2 separate regions of the Mus musculus genome follow, and region 2 is linked to region 1. A link is a loop called in an ENCODE intact Hi-C map of the cell type or tissue named here. Cell type or tissue: heart. All regions are shown on one strand.

What was found. Peaks named below come from ENCODE experiments on the same cell type or tissue, not always from the same donor. Only the 100,000 strongest peaks of a DNase experiment are listed, where the experiment ranks them.
Region 2: it touches region 1 in a loop (9-fold over the local background); 13 of 42 quality-filtered maps call a loop at or near these places.

The regions. Positions count from the first base shown.
Region 1 is chr4:130,530,892-130,538,891 of GRCm38, reverse strand. It overlaps Nkain1 (Na+/K+ transporting ATPase interacting 1), which reads left to right. Exons shown (of 7, transcript NM_025998.4): 3 at 1,551-1,631; 4 at 4,847-5,044; 5 at 6,228-6,288; 6 at 6,741-6,822; 7 at 6,978-8,000. The coding sequence ends at 6,987. Among named protein-coding and RNA genes, the nearest start is that of Nkain1, 39 kb to the left of the region's middle. In heart, CTCF peaks have their summits at 2,880 (motif pointing right) and 7,087; DNase peaks (open chromatin) are centred at 4,711 and 7,081; H3K4me3 peaks cover 322 bases.
Region 2 is chr4:130,337,293-130,345,292 of GRCm38, reverse strand. Zcchc17 (zinc finger, CCHC domain containing 17) reads left to right here. Exons shown (of 8, transcript NM_153160.5): 4 at 6,709-6,809. Among named protein-coding and RNA genes, the nearest start is that of Zcchc17, 19 kb to the left of the region's middle. In heart, a CTCF peak has its summit at 3,408 (motif pointing left); no DNase peak of the experiment used is centred here.

The sequences.
Region 1 (8,000 bases):
ATGTCAGCTGCCCAGGGTGGTCAGGGCCTAAGGGCACAGATCTACATCTGTGACAACAGCCCCACCGCCTCCCCTTTACAGTGAGGAATCCAGACTCAGCGTGGTTAAGTCTTCCTAAGGACATATAGCAAAAAAAGGCAGGTAGAGGCAGACCTGGAGTGAGGGCTCCTACACTGTCACCATCCTGCTATGGGGACAAAAAAGGGACCATACACCTATGTTCCCCAGGGAGGCAAGGAAGCATCAGGGAGTCTTGGGTTCTGTCCCTACTGCCTGATGTTCACTGAGGATATGGTCTGCCAGGCGTGGTGATACATATCTGTAATCTTAGAAGCTGGGAGACAGAGACGGTATCATCATGAGTTCAAGGATAGCCTGGGCTACACAGTGAAATACCCTCCCTATATTTAAAAAAGAAAAAAAAGACAACATAGTCTGAAGGTACTGGTAGCGTGGCTTCCCCTCCACTGCTCATAGTCTTCTGGACACCTAGTCTCCGACATCCTCGGCCTGCTGCTGCTGCTCCCTGCTGGTCCCTGGTGCCTCTTCAGGGGGCCATATCTAGGGAAAAGGCTTTTCAGTAGATTCGCCTGCATCCATACTTGGTGACTGCAGTAGCATGGACATGCAGGGCCAAGCTACAGATGACCCATTCCCGCTCATTCCCGGTCATCTCCTAAAGGCCCAGCTCCGCCTTGCCGGTTCTGTTGGCAGGTGCCCTCACCCTCTGAGCCCTGCAATTTGCATGTTTAAGACTTTAGTTATTTATGTTTAATTATGGAGGGGTACACTTGAGTGTGGTTACCTGAGGAGGCCAGAATAGGGCACTGGATCCCCTGGTCCTGAAGTTACAGGTGGGTTTGAGCCCTGGATTTGTGTTGATGCTGAGAAAGTTTTATTGCTGAGCCATCTCTCCAACCCCAGTTTGTAAATTTGAGGGGGGAGCGTGGTCAAGACAGGGTTTCTCTGGCTGTCCAGCAATTTGCTCTGTAGACCAGGCTGGCCTGAATTCAGAGATCTGCCTGCCTCTGCCTCCAGTGCTGATATCAAAGGCGTGCCGCACCCACCACTGTCCAGCCCTGATTTGTATTTTTTTTTTTTTTTTTTTTTGGTTTTTCGAGACAGGGTTTCTTTGTGTAGCCCTGGCTGTCCTGGAACTCACTTTGTAGACCAGGCTGGCCTCGAACTCAGAGATCTGCCTGCCTCTGCCTCCGGAGTACTGGGATTAAAGGCGTGCGCCATCACGCCCGGCCTGATTTGTATTTTTAACAGACTCCTCAAAGTAATTGCAATATATCTAGAGGAGCTTCCTCCCTCTCTAAGGCCCTGGGCTAAGGGCCAGCCCTGCCTCCTAGCTGTGTGATGCAGAGAAGCTCAGACAGCCCCTGTGTCTTAGTGAAGGGGAAAAGATACACCGGTCTGCTATGCAGGACTATGAAGGATGGGTGTGGACTTGTAACCCCCAGTTTCCCTTGAAGTCTGTCTCCATTGACTACATAACCCTCCCTGTACTCACTGCCCCCCCCCTTACTCACCTCTACTTTCTGCAGTATGCAGCCTGGCTTGTACTCTGGGTTGGCTGGAACGCCTTCATCATCTGCTTCTACCTGGAAGTTGGACAGCTATCCCAGGTAAGCCTCAGGCCTGGTGGTGTGCAGAGCACACCTTGACCTTTGCCGTCCTTACTGGGGGCTGGGACATAATCTCTTCCACACCCCCTTTCTCCCTCTGCACACTCCAATAATCTGTGCAGCCCGCTTGACCCCCATTTTTGTTTCTGGCTTCTTCTGTGCTTCTTAAAAACAAGAATGGCCCGGATGAGGCTAAAGGGCACCTGCCGTGAAGATGAGCCGAGGGCTCTATTGACCACAGGCGCAGTGAAAACTGAAGGTCTGTGTTGGCACATGATGATATGCTCAGAGGAAGGTGAAAATGTCACACACGCACATTTTATTGCTTAGACACAGAGGCGCGGCGGGTCCAGGGCGGATCGATATTTTTCAGAAAGGAAAGAGAATAGGGTAGCGTTTGTTCAGGGAAAATTGAACAAACCGTGTCATGTGGAGAAGAAACTAAAGAAAGCAGGGGTGTGTGCCTGGAAGAGCAGCAAGCCCAGAGATGTGCAACTTCTATTTTTAGGTATAAAGGAGGACAAATCCAGGAATAAAAACTTTGGCTTCATGGCTTGACCCTGCTCCATTTAAATCTCTGCTGTAACACTGCCCAGCAGTTTGACACTGGGCAAATGGTCTGTTCTCTCTAAGCTTCAATTTGTTCTTTCTTTAGATGTGTTTATTATTTATTTTACGTGTGCGCGTGTGCTGTAGTTACTTTTTTATTGCTGTGATAAAATACTATGACCAAGGCAGTTTATAAAAGAGTCTTAATTTGGGTGTCAGTGGATTAGTTAGAGTCCATGATGGCGGAGCAAGGGGTTGGCAGCAGAGAGCTCACATCTTAAGCCACAACCCCAAGGCAAAGAGAGAGATCACTGGGCTTTTAGGACGCCAAAGCCTACCTCCCATGACACATCTCCTCCAGTAAAATCACATCCCCTTTTTTGTTTGTTTGTTTGTTTGTTTGTTTTGAGACAGAGTTTCTCTGTGTAGCTCTGGCTATCCTGAAGCTTGCTCTGTAGACCGGGTATGCCTATAACTCAGAGATCCACCTGTTTCTGCCACTCGAGTTCTGGGATTAAAGGTGTGAGCCACCACTGGGCAAGACCATGCCTTCTCATCCTCCCCAAACAGTCCCACCAACTGGGGACCAAATATTCAAACACATGAGCCTATGGGGCTGTGGGATGACAGGGACTCCTCATTCAAATTACCACAGAGTGCATGGTCTGCATGCACATCTTCTGCATGCACATCCCTTCATCATGTGTGTGCAGTGCTGGCAGAGACCAGAAGAGGGCGACTGAACCCAAGGAACTGGAGTTACAGACAGTTGTGAGCTGCCATGTGAGTGCTGAGAATAGAACCCTGACCCTCTGGAAGAGCAGCCAGTGGTCTTAACCACTGAGCCATCCTTCCAGTCCCACCCATTTTTTAATTAATTAATTAATCAATCTATCTATCTATTTTAAAGACAGAATCTCTTTTTTTTTTTTTTTTCTGTTTTTCGAGACAGGGTTTCTCTGTGTAGCCCTGGCTGTCCTGGAACTCACTCTGTAGACCAGGCTGGCCTCGAACTCAGAAATCCACCTGCCTCTGCCTCCCGAGTGCTGGGATTAAAAGCATGCGCCACCAAGCCCGGCTTAAAGACAGAATCTCTTGTAGCCCAGGCAGGCCCCTAACACTCTGTAGCTAAGGATGACTTTGAACTCCTGACTTTCCCAAATGCTGGGATTACAGTCGTATGCCACACGTGGTCCTGGGGAGGGAACCCAAGACAGACATCCCCAGCTTCCTTCAAACCAGCTTGGAGAAATGGTTCAGTTGGCTAGAGTGCGTGATGTGCAAGCATGAAGGCCTAAGTTCAGATCCCCGGCACCCACATAACGCCTTCCAGTGGCATGTATCTGTAACCCCAACAGTGGGAGGTGATGGGGAAGGGCAGAGAAAGAGATTTCCTAAGGTTTTTCAAGGCAGCCAGTCTAACCAACCTTGTGAACTCTAGGATCTGTGAGAGACCCTGTCTCAAAAAATAAGGCAGGGGGGTCTAGGGAGATGGCTCAGCGGTTAAGAGCACTGACTGTTCTTCCAGAGGTCCTGAATTAAATTCCCAGCAACCACATGGTGGCTCACAACCATCTGTAATGGGATCTGATGCCCTCTTCTGATGTGTCTGAAGACAGTTACAATGTACTCATATACATAAAACAAATCAATAAATCTTTAAAAAAAAAAAAAAAAAAGGTAGGCCAGAGAGAAAACTCAGTGTTTGCTTTGTAAGCCTGATGACGCAAATGACGCAAGCTCAATTCCAGTGGTGGAAGGAGAAAAGAGAGCCAACTCCCAAAAGTTGTTTTTAGACATCTGGACGTGTTCTGTGACACATGTGCACACACAGGCACACATATCACCACCAACAACAATAATTAAATTTAAAAGAAAAAAGGTGAAAGGGCAATTGAAGAAGCCACCCAATGTGGACACACACACACACACACACACAGGGATGGACACACACAGTAGAAGCTTTAATCCCAGCATTTGGGAGTCAGGGGCAGGCAGATCTCTAAGTTTGAAGCCAGCCTGCTTTACAGAGCAAGTTCCAGTATAACAGGGCTACACACAAAAGCCCTGGCGGGGGTGGGGGTGGCGGATGGACCATAGGCAACCCCATGTGGTTACATACATGAAGCTCGATCACAGGCCTGTGTGTTTGCTGCCTGGTTAGTGTGGTGGTCTCAGTCTGACTGAAGGAGTGAAGGAATTGGTGGGTACATAGATGCACACCCTCTAAACAGCTGACCTAGCCCAGCCCCTTCTCCATCTGACAAATGGGAGAGTATGGATCAAGGAGAGGAGAAATTGGTCCAGAGTCACATACAGAGCAATGGGAATCCACTGGGTTGTACGGTAACTTGTATTGCAGATTTCAAAGATGCCAGGGGAGTTAGACCCTGTCTCTCTGTTAATGTTCTTCTAAGTCTGAAATTCAGAGGCTCCAACTTAGGCTCAACTGGATAGCCATCTCAAGTGATACCAGTGTGAAGTCAATGTGATCATCTGCTGCCACCTGCTGGCCAGGTTTGGACTTGCAGGTGCAGGCATTTCCCTCACAAATCAAGCTAGAGAAAGAAGAGCAGGCTGTGAGAATCCACATGGTAGGGGGCACCTGGGGAGAACCCTCCTACCCCTCCCCACCGCTGAGTATCTCAGGCCCCTCTGCCCCCCAGGACCGGGACTTCATCATGACCTTCAACACATCCCTGCATCGCTCCTGGTGGATGGAGAATGGTCCAGGCTGCCTGGTGACTCCTGTTCTGAACTCTCGCCTGGCCCTGGAGGACCACCACGTCATCTCGGTCACTGGCTGCCTGCTTGATTATCCTTACATTGAAGCCCTCAGTAGTGCCCTGCAGATCTTCCTAGCTGTGAGTCCTGTTCATCACCCATCCCCATATTCCCAGAAGTACAGACTCTAGTCCATCCATTCTTTATCCCCATTTAAGAGATGACAGGCCAGATATGGTGGCATAGACTCGCAATTCCATCAGGCAAGAGGCAGAGGCAGGAGGATCAGGATTACAAGTCTGAGATCAGCCTAGATTACATAGTGAGCTCCATACCCTACCCTGCCCAAGAAAGAAAAAGCAAAAGAATCCTGTGTATTCCAGCTCCATTTGTTCCTGTGTCCTGTGACACCTTCCTCCTCCTTCCACCCATCTCCCATCCCCCAAGAAGGGCATAGGCAAGTTTCATGAATGGGATGAGCCGTCAGGCCAAGTCCTGCTGGGCTTAGAAATCTAATCTAATACACCCCCGGGGACCTTGGATAAGTCATTTGCTCTTTCTAAGCTCCCTTGCTATTTGCATAGAAAGGGCAGTGCCAACCTTACAGAGCTTTGAGAACAAGAAAGGAGCTTCATCCGGGCATTGGTGGCACATGACATTTATCCCAGCACTCAGGAGACAGAGATAAGCAGCTCTCTGAGGTCCAGGCCAGCCTGATCTACAGAACAAGTTCCAGGACAGCCAGGGCTACAAAGAGAAAACTTGTCTCCAAAAAAAGCAAAAAGTAGAATAGAAGGGGTTTCAGATCGAGTCCACAGCCAATAATCAAGGGCAGCCTGGGCTGCTTGGGACCATTAATAGGAGGGCCAGCCTTGTCTTAGGGACCTTACACAGGCAGGGTCATAGAATCCTTTCACCTAACAGTCCAGTGATATGACCCAGGCCTAACCGGGAAGACTGGGGCACAAAGGAGTGAACTGCTTGTCAGTCACAGCCTTTTCCTTTTTCTTTTCTTTTTTTTTTTTGTTGTTGTTGTTGTTGTTTGTTTGTTTTTGTTTTTGTTTTTCCGAGACAGGGTTTCTCTGTGTTGCCCTGGCTGTCCTGGAACTCACTCTGTAGACCAGGCTGGCCTCAAACTCAGAAATCCGTCTGCCTCTGTCTCCCAAGTGCTGGGATTAAAAGCGTGCGTCATCACTGCCCGGCTACTCACAGCTTTTTCATGCAGCATTTAACTTAAATGTTTGCTTTGGACAGGCATTGAGTTGGGTGGGTAGAGGGGACAGGGACAACTTCTCTCTCTCTGATTGTTATCCGCTCTCTTAGCTGTTCGGCTTCGTGTTTGCCTGTTATGTGAGCAAAGTATTCCTGGAAGAGGAGGACAGCTGTAAGTGTGTCTCCCCACCACCACCACCACCACCCCCGGGGGTCTTTTCAGCACCGTGGACAGGGCCTCCTCCCCTCCTGGTTGCCCAGGGTCAGCTTGGGAGGAAAGAAGAGACACCAGGGATGGATGGGGTCTGCGTAACCACTCTGGGTTAAGACCCAAATGTCTAAATACTCAGTCCAAGACCCCAGAACCACTTTTGCCCATACTGGACCTAACTGCATAGAAGGGTTCAGAGCCTGAGGTTTTTCCTTCAAGCCTTTCTTAATCTCCGGGGGCGGGGGTGGGGGGGCGCAACACTTGACCCTCCCCTCTCCCACTCCTACGCACAGCCCGATCCCCAGGTCCACGTCCTGGGCGTGGCTGTTCTGGCCCCACCCACCCCTTCCCAGGAGTGGGTGTTCTTCACCTTCAAAACCCAGCCTTCAGGACTCACCCCTTCTCTTCCTCAGTTGACTTCATCGGTGGCTTTGACTCCTATGGATACCAGGCGCCGCAGAAGACGTCGCATTTACAGCTGCAGCCTCTGTACACGTGGGTCCCTGGTGGGGGCGGGGTGTTACTGGAGGGACAGTCATTAGTGTTGGTGGGAAAAGGGGGGCACGGAAAAGGCGTGGGAATCCGGGTCTCCTTGTCTGCCTACTCGCAGGCCTGCAAATGCACTTCTAACCTGCTCTTGTTTCCTGCAGGTCCGGATAGCTTCTGTCCCACCCGCGTACAGTTTTCCCTGGACCACTGGAGCCTGAAGCAGTGCTGTCCGGAGGCGCGGATCACGATAGGCAGGCGCGCCCCTGGTGGCGCTTAGGCTAACTGCAGCTTGTGCAGCCTCCTGGATCTGCAGCCCCTGGAGAAAATGCGGACTCTCAAGACTTGAACTTGGACCTGACCCTAGCTCTAGCAGGACTTCAGGGTTGGGGCAGGACGGGGCGGGGGGGAGGGGGAATCACTGGGTTTGTATTTTTTTTAATCTCAGCCTTGGTACGTGCCGGGGTCTTCCTCTTTCTTCAGCTCTACTCCTTACCTAGTATCTTGCCCTCAGTCCAAACAGCAAGACAGACCGAACTCACCCCATCTCACCTCTCATTCACCTGCCCTGGGGAAAGATACTGTGAACTAGAAGCAGGAGTCCTGGGCTCCAGCTACGGCACCATCACTGACATCCGGTGTGACATCGGGCCGAGTCTTTGCTCCCTCCGGGCCTCAGTTTCCCCACATCAAATAATTAAAATTATCCCTTAGTTGATGATGCTTCTAGCACTCTCGTTTGGCTTTCAATTCCATGGGCTACGCTGCAGATACGGAAACTAAGGCCCAGAGATGTGAGGTGACTTGCTTGAAGCCACACAATAAGGTTTTAGCAGAGGCAGGTTTTGAATCCGGTGTACTCTAGTTTGAGACTCCCCAATCCAGTATCTGGCCTCTGGACTTGGTTTACAAGCCCCAATCTAGCTTGGGCATTCCAGAACACTCACATATCACAGCCACCACGCACCAGCTCCACCCACTCTTAAAGCAATATATCAGTTCGTTCTCTTGGGAGCCAGACAGACAGAGCCTAAAGCCCGAGCTCAGCCTGACCCACAGGAGGCCTTTGTAGACTCAACCTGTTCCTCTTTGGCAAGCTTTTAAACCTCGTCCTCCAGGAAAGTGGGACCTCCACTCCTCTGCCAGGTCCCTAAGCCTGGGTCCCTCTCCCATGATCCCCTCCCACC
Region 2 (8,000 bases), 190 kb after region 1:
CTGAATCTGTTCTGTCCAGCACTGCATACTCCATGATGTGTGCAGGGACTGTCCTTAAAGGCCGCTCGCTCCCCACTCCTGCATTCCCGGCTGTGGGAGCTGGATGGATGGGACCAAGTGTTCCAGTCCTCTCATTACTCTCATGACTGGATTCTTCCTGTGACTGCCCGGCCAGAGACTGCACGCACATACGCACGCGCATACACAAATGTGTATTTTAAGGTTTTATTATTGTTGTTGGCATTCTTGGGTGTCATGGTGCACGTGTGGAGGTCAGAGGGCAGTTTTCAGGAGTCAGTTCTTTTTCCACATTAGTGATGCTGCCTGGTTGCATACTTCAGGCTGGTTAGCCTGTAAACTTCCGGGCAGCTCCCCCGTCGGAGTGCTGGAATTACAGATGTGAGCCTCTGCATTCAGCTTTGTGTCATTCCAGGGATTGATCTGAGGTCCTCAAGCTTGCAGTCAGTTAGCTGCTGAGCCAGCTTGCTGCCATTTGTAATTTTTTTAAGGCAAGATCTCACACTGTATCCTGGACTAGCATTCACAATCATCCTTCTGCATCCGGTTCCTAGGTGGTGAGATTATGGGTAAGTGTCATTCTACCCAGCCAAACATAGCTTTCTTTATGTTTTATAGTTTACCACGTCTGCAGTCCAATACTGTAGCTGCTGATTTTTATTTTCCCCATGAAATGTAAAATAGCAGTGCTGCTTGTGGCTGTCATAGGCGCAGTAGAGCCCTCTCCCATTACACACAGGAGCAAATGAAAGCATGTGTGAGGAAGGTAATGAAGACTGCCCTGAATCCACCTCAGTTGTTCAGATAGCTCTGGGCCTAGTACAGTGTCGGAGAGATACTGGACATCAGTGAGTCTTATTTCGTAAACACATGAGTTCAAGTCCCAGCTCAGGCATTTACCAGTTTCTTGACTTGGGAAAATCACTTGGTTTTGAGTCTTCAGTTTCTTCGTTTGTGGAATGGGATGATGTGCATATCTTAGACTCTGGTTATTTGATCAATAGAACTGTCTTCCATCCATCCTTGATCCATTTTTGCCTGCAATATCGTGTTAGTGAATGTCTGACCGTTTCTAATCCCAAGGGAGAAAGGGCGTGAAAACACTAACTTCTCTGCAAGTGTAATTGTCACACGCCATTCACTGGAGACTCGAGCAGTACCCCAGAGATCAGGCAGAGTTCCTTCTGCCGAGCTCTGGCTGTACCTGGCCTCTTGTGAATTGGCAAGTTTACCTTCTTTTTCTCTTACCAGTGGAAGCTGTGAAAGAGATTAACGTTGAGTCTAAAACAGTGGAGAGACATTCTAGGCAGTGGTAATAAGCACTTATGTGTGCTTGCGCTCTCTCTCTCTCTCTCTCTCTCTCTCTCTCTCTCTCTCAGTGTCAGGGCTGTGTTCTTTTCTCCTCGTGCTGACAGACATTCAGTTGGGACTCACTCTGTTTAAGTGTCATGTTGAGTTTATTGAACATGATGATGGATTTGATGCCCTTTGGGCATTTGTGGCTTCACGTCAGGAATGCAGGCCCAGGAGCCGAGAGTAAAGCTGGGTGGAACAGTGCTCACCTCAGGATTCAGTCTTCAGAGGAAAGTAAGACGTTTATGTGTCTGCGTGTGGAGAATCTGCTAGAGTAGACCGACAAGCTGCTCAGCGCACGCCTTTAACCTCAGCACTTGAGAGGCAGAGGCAGGCGGATTTCTGAGTTTGAGTCCAGCCTGGTCTACAGAGTGAGTTCCAGGACAGCCAGGGCTACAGAGAAACCCAGTCTCAAAAAATACAAAAGCCCTGGATGCATGATTATACCCAGTTTGGAGATTATATGTGACCTAATTAAAAACATAGCTTATATCTACATTGTATGGACATATGTACGCAGTAAGCATTTTGGAGAAGAAATGCCAATCCATAGAATCATCTGTCTTAGATGTAAGAGACCCATTGGCCACAGATAAAGAAAATGGTAGCTTCTAATAGAAGCTCAAATAGAAGGGATAAACACCTGAATTTCAGGCCTGTACAACAAATACTCGTGTGTGTGTGTGTGTGTGTGTGTGTGTGTGTGTGTGTGTGTGTGAGCAAGTTTGTTAGGAGGAGACTCTTCAGCAGCCAGATGAGGGAGTGCTTGTCCACAAGTGCACTTAGAGTCTGAGTCAGGCCTCACAAGTTTGAGGCCAGCGTGGCTCATATAGTGAGAACCTGTCTCAAAAACAAAACTAAGAAGTCTCTTAACTTACTGAAAATAAGTGAAAGAGTGTCTGTAATATTGCTTTCAACAAAGCAAAAGCTCTTAGGGAGGAAAGGGGGGTTCGAGTTTGTTTGTTTGTTTATTTTTAGAGACAGTGTTTCTCTGTGTAGCCCTGGCTTTCTGAAACTCAGTCTGTAGTCTAGGTTGGCCTGGGACTCTTAAGATCCATGTGCCTCTTTCTCTCAAGTGCATGTGCCTGCCAGGAAAGGGTTTATTCAGCCTACATCTCTCAGGTCACATTCTGTCACTGAGGGAACTCAAGGCAGGAACTTGGTAGCAGGAACTGAAGCAGAGGCCATGGAGGAGTGCTGCTTGCTGGCTTGCTCCTTGTGGCTCTCTCAGCCTTCTCTCTTACAGCATCCAGGACCACCTGGCTGGATCCATATGTCAGTGTGTTGGGGACATTTTCATGTTAAGGTTCCCTCTTCTCAAATGACTAGCTGGTGTTAAGTTGACAGAAAACTAGCCAGCACAGATACTATATCTGTTGTTAGCATTTTTCGAGTAATTCCTTAACATTTTAAAGATGCACTTTTAAGCATTTGTCGTCACACTATGTAACTTTGTATTGTACTTTATTTTGCCATGGGAAATGCTGTATATTCACAGTACTGTACACATTTTCACTATAAGATAAGTCGCTGGCATGTTTGGCTGGCTCTTCTGGCACCAGCCTGGGATTAATGCAGTTGCCGTGCTTGTGTTGGGTGTTAGTTTGCTTCTAGATTCTCCTGTCATGATGCATTGTGCCAGCATGGCAGCCTGCATCTGTAGCCCCAGCTACTCAAGCAACTAAGGCAAGTAGATGAGTCTGCATGGTTAACGGTCAGCTGGGTGCACAGCACAATCCAGCCTGATTATTTTCTTGGGCAGGATTCCTAGGTGTAGTTATAATGAGACTGACAGCCAGGACTGGTGCAAAGGGGCAGACCCGTGTTTTTGGCTGATATTGCAAGCCAAGGACTTCTAGTTTCTTCCTCGGCTAGTATCAGATGTATCAGGTATTTATGTTTTGTTTTGCCTTTAAAGAAGGGATCTCCATTCATAGCCTCGAGCTCTGACCTCTCCCGCCTGCTTGGATTACAGATGATTTAGCTCAGACTCTTGATCTGTGTTTACTTTTTCCTGGCAGACTCCTGCCACCTACTGGTCAGGCTGCATATTTACAGCATTTTGTAGTTAGTGGTTTGTATCTCTACCCAACCAGCCAATTGCTATGGTCAGGAGGATGGAGTTCCTTGGTTGACTAGACTGTCTTGGGCCCGCAGCAGGGAATTACCTTGGAATATAGAAAGAAGGTTGTTCTCTAAAGTAATTCACCTTCAACAGCAGGAAAGGGGCATTCTAAAATTATTTAAGGGGCCGGAGAGATGGCTTGGTTGTTAAGAGCATGTAGATTGTTGTTTTTGTGCTTTGTGGGGGTTTTGTTGTTGTTGTTGCTTTGGTTTTTCGAGACAGGGTCTTACTCTGTAGCCCTGGCTGTCCTGGAACTCCATCTGTAGACCAGGCTGGCTTTGAACTCAGAGCTCTGCCTGCCTCTGCCTCCTTTGGCCATGTTTTTTTTTTTTTTTTTTTAAGATTTATTTATTTATTTATTATATGTAAGTACACTGTAGCTGTCCTCAGACACTCCAGAAGAGAGAATCAGATCTTGTTACGGATGGTTGTGAGCCACCATGTGGTTGCTGGGATTTGAACTCTTGACCTTCGGAAGAGCAGTCGGGTGCTCTTACCCACTGAGCCATCTCACCAGCCTGCCTCTGCCTCCTAAGTGTGCCACTGCCCAGTGTGATTTGTGTTTTAAGACACCTCTCTCTCTCTCTGTAACCTAGGCTGACCTGGAACTCACTACGTAGACCTTGAACCCACAGAGATCCACTTGCCCCCACCTCCCAAGAGCTGTGTATCTCTATGCCCAGCCAAAGTTAAAACTATTTAACATTTAAAATTTATTTTGTGGTGCTGCAGAAGACATACATGTTAAATGCCTGTGCTGCTTTCCTTCCCAGACTTCTCATTTTTGATAGTTATTGATACGTAACTTCTAAAAGTTAATTCTAACTTAATAATGTTTCTTATTTTTCTGTTTTCACCAATATTGGTTATTGTTTTTCTAAACATTGTTGCCAGTTTAATGTTGAAAATAGTACTATGGGGCTGGTGAGATGGCTCAGCAGTTAAGAGCACTGACTACTCTTCCAAAGGTCCCAAGTTCAAATCCCAGCAACCACATGGTGGCTCACAACCATCCGTGACGAGATCTGACGCCCTCATCTGGTGTGTCTGAAGACAACTACAGTGTACTTACATATAATAAAGAAATAAATCTTAAAAAAAAAAAAGAAGAAGAAAATAGTACTATGCCAGGGTATGTGGCACAGACCTGTAGTTGAGATCTGTAGCCAAGGTTACATATGTAGTGAGAACCTTTTTTTAAAAAAGTACTTTTTCTATTTTTTTCACTTAACATCAACTGTAATTATTTTCTGTAACTAATTTAAATGGTTGCTTCCTTTTCCATTTGACTGATTTACCATCGTTTGTCAAGATGTTCTCCAATTATTAGTTATTAAAGTGGATTTGGAATTCTGCTGTTCTTTTTGTTTTGAAACTGGGTTCAGTCTGTAACCCAGACTGCCTTGAATTCACTATGGAGACCAGGGTGGTCTCACAGGTGTGATCCTCCTGTCTTAGTTTTTTGAGTACTGGACTAACAAGTATGAGCCGCTGTATACAATTCTTTCTTAAATTTACTTACTGTATTATTTTATGCAAATGAGTATTTTGCCTGCATATATGGGGAACATGTGCATATCTGGTGCCTTCAGAAGTCAGAAGAAAGCATGGCTCCCCTAGGGACTGGAGTTAGAGATGGTTGTGAGCCGTCATGTGGTGCTGGGACTCAAACCTGCCTTTGCAAGAGCAAGTGCTCTTTTTTTTTTTTTTTAAATTATATTTTCTGTGCATTGCATGAATGCACAGAATGTGTTTTGCGTATATGTCTGTATGAGGATGTTGGATCCCTTGGAACTGAAGCTAGAGACAATTGTGAGCTGCCATGTGGGTGCTGGCAATTGAACCGGGGTCTGGAAGGGCAGCCAGTGCTCTCAACCACTGAACCATCTCTCCAGTCCCGGAAATAAGTGCTCTTAACTGCTGAGCCATTTCTCCAACCCCAATTCTTAATTTTGTTTTTGATTTTGTTTTCCAGACAGGGCTTCTCTGTGTAGTCCTGGCTCTCCTGGAACTCAGAGAATCCCCTTTCCTCTGCCTCCTAGGTTCTGGGATAAAAGGCGTGGGCTGCTGCCACCGTCACCACCAGCATCACTAGCAGCAGCAAGAGGCTACAGTTCTTCATTTTTAACATTCATAGATAGTAATACCTACAGTGTTTTTGCTCCTGGGTGCTTTGCCTCTATTGATGTTTTTTCTTTGGGAACAATTCCAGAGATTTTTCTAGCAAAGGTCTGAAGGCCTTGGTCAGGGGTGGAAGCATGTGACTGGCGTGTGTCAGGTCTGAAGAATAAAGGATCAGCACTACAGAAGGAAGCCCTTGCTTTGAAAGGATTTACCAACTTGTATTTCTATCTACACTGTGGGAGTGGGGCTGGGAAGACGGCTCAGCAGTTAAGCGCAATTGGTGCTCTTGCAGGGGACCAGAGTTTGGTTCCCAGCACCCATGTTGGCTGCTCACCACGGCCTGTAACTCCAGCTCCTGGGGCTCTGATGTCTCCCCTGGCCTCTGCAGGCACCTGCACATAAAGACACACACACACAGACACTCCTGGCATATAGACACTATACACATAGTTAGAAATCTTTTGAGGAACTGGAGGTGTAAACTCAGTCGCAGGATGGACACCTAGCATATAGGGGGCTCCGTTTCAATCCCTGGTACCATAGAAAACAGAACTCAGCTCAGTCTTCATGTGGTTGCTGTCATTGTGTTACATATTTTTAGTTTTCCTCCTATCTCTTGGTGCTAGGAATGGAATCCCCAGCCTGGTCATACAAAGCAGTTCCACTGCTGAGCTCTTCTCTATCTGAGCAGTTATTGAACCAACGTTGACTGGCACTGGAGAGACAGCTCAGTGGTTCAGAACACTCGCTATGCTTTCAGAGGACCAAGATTGGATTCCCAGCACCCTGTGACAGCTCACAGCTGTCTGTAACTCCGGTCCCAGAAGGTCTCTTCTGGCCTCTTTGGGTGGTAGCCACACATGATGTACAGACATCTACGCAGGCAAAACACCCATGCACATAAAGTAAAGTAAAATTTAAGCAGGGTTGGTTGGTTGACTGGGTTAAAGGCTGATCTTAAATTGTTTTAGTTTGTAGTTTTAATCTATATAAAATGTTCATTAGAAGTTTAAAAATTCCCTGTTATAGCCTGCCTTTCCTACCTGTGCATTTGGAGTACAAATGTGTGTTTTTCTTTCTCACCTCAGGTCTGGTCCATCGAACTCACATGTCGTCCTGTCGAGTGGATAAGCCTTCTGAGATAGTAGATGTTGGAGACAAAGTGTGGGTGAAGCTGATTGGCCGAGAGGTAAAGTGTCCTGCCCCTTCGCGTGGTTGAAAGGCTTATAAAATGCTGGGCTTTCATTGGAGTTCATAACGGTGTGTAAACGTTCGTGATGGCTGACGTCCTTATTTTTAAATCTTGTCCCAGTCATCTGTCTTGAGTTTGAATCTTCTGGTTGTCTGTCCTGCGGGCCTGGGAGAAAGAACATGAAGTGCAGAAGTGTAGTGGGGGAGTGTGTGTTCATGGGACTCTCCTCCTGAGGCTTAGATAGAAAAGAGCCAGAGATGGAGATTTACTCTTTAGCTTAGCTTCAGAGAGCACTTGTCACGTGTACTTCATCTTAGGCCGGAAGGAAAAAGACACACAACTTGCAGCCATTTCTCCTAGAGTAGATGGGCAGCTCGGGCATGGGGGTGCATGCCTTCCGTGGGCTACGAGGGAATGGCAGGCAGAAAGCCAGGGACACTAGTAGGAATCTGAAAACTGTTGAGTGCTTCCACGTGTTAGGTTCTGTAGCTGTAAGACGGAGCCAGAGCTGAATGTGGTGTCATACTTCTGTTACTTTAGCATCCAGGAGGCTGAGGCAGGAGAGTGTGTGTATGTCTACTGTCTGCCTGTCCACTCATGCAGGCCACAGTGTGTGTGGAGATCAGAGGACAGCTTGCTGCAGTCTCCTCTCTCCCTGCACCATGTGAATTCTGGGAATTGAACTCACGATGTTAGGCTTGACAGCAGGCACCTTCACCCACTGAGCCATTTCACTGGCCCCTCCAAGATAGGAATGGATGAAGACCATTTCCTGTACCTCTTCAGCCGTTACGTCTGCCCTTTTTACTTCTTGTACACCCCCCCCCCACACACACACACCCGTGTTCTTAGCTTAGTACTTAGTCATTTGGAGGTTAGTCTTTGCTCTGGTGTTTACAGATTGGGCTCTGAGGTGTCACAGATCAGTGGTCAGGTATTCAAGGGGCTTGGGAACATAGCTCAGCTGGTATATGCTTGCCATGCAAGCACGAAGGCCTGACTGAGTTCGCTTACACTAGCACCTGAGTGGAAAGCTAGGTGTGGTGATGTACTCTTGTGATCCCAGTGCTCAGGACGTGCAGATAGGGGACTCCAGGGACTTGCCGGTCCTTGGCTGAATGGGGCTCCAGGTCTCAAAGAACAACGTAGAGGTTCCAGAGGAATGAATCAGGTTGACTTTTGGCTTCT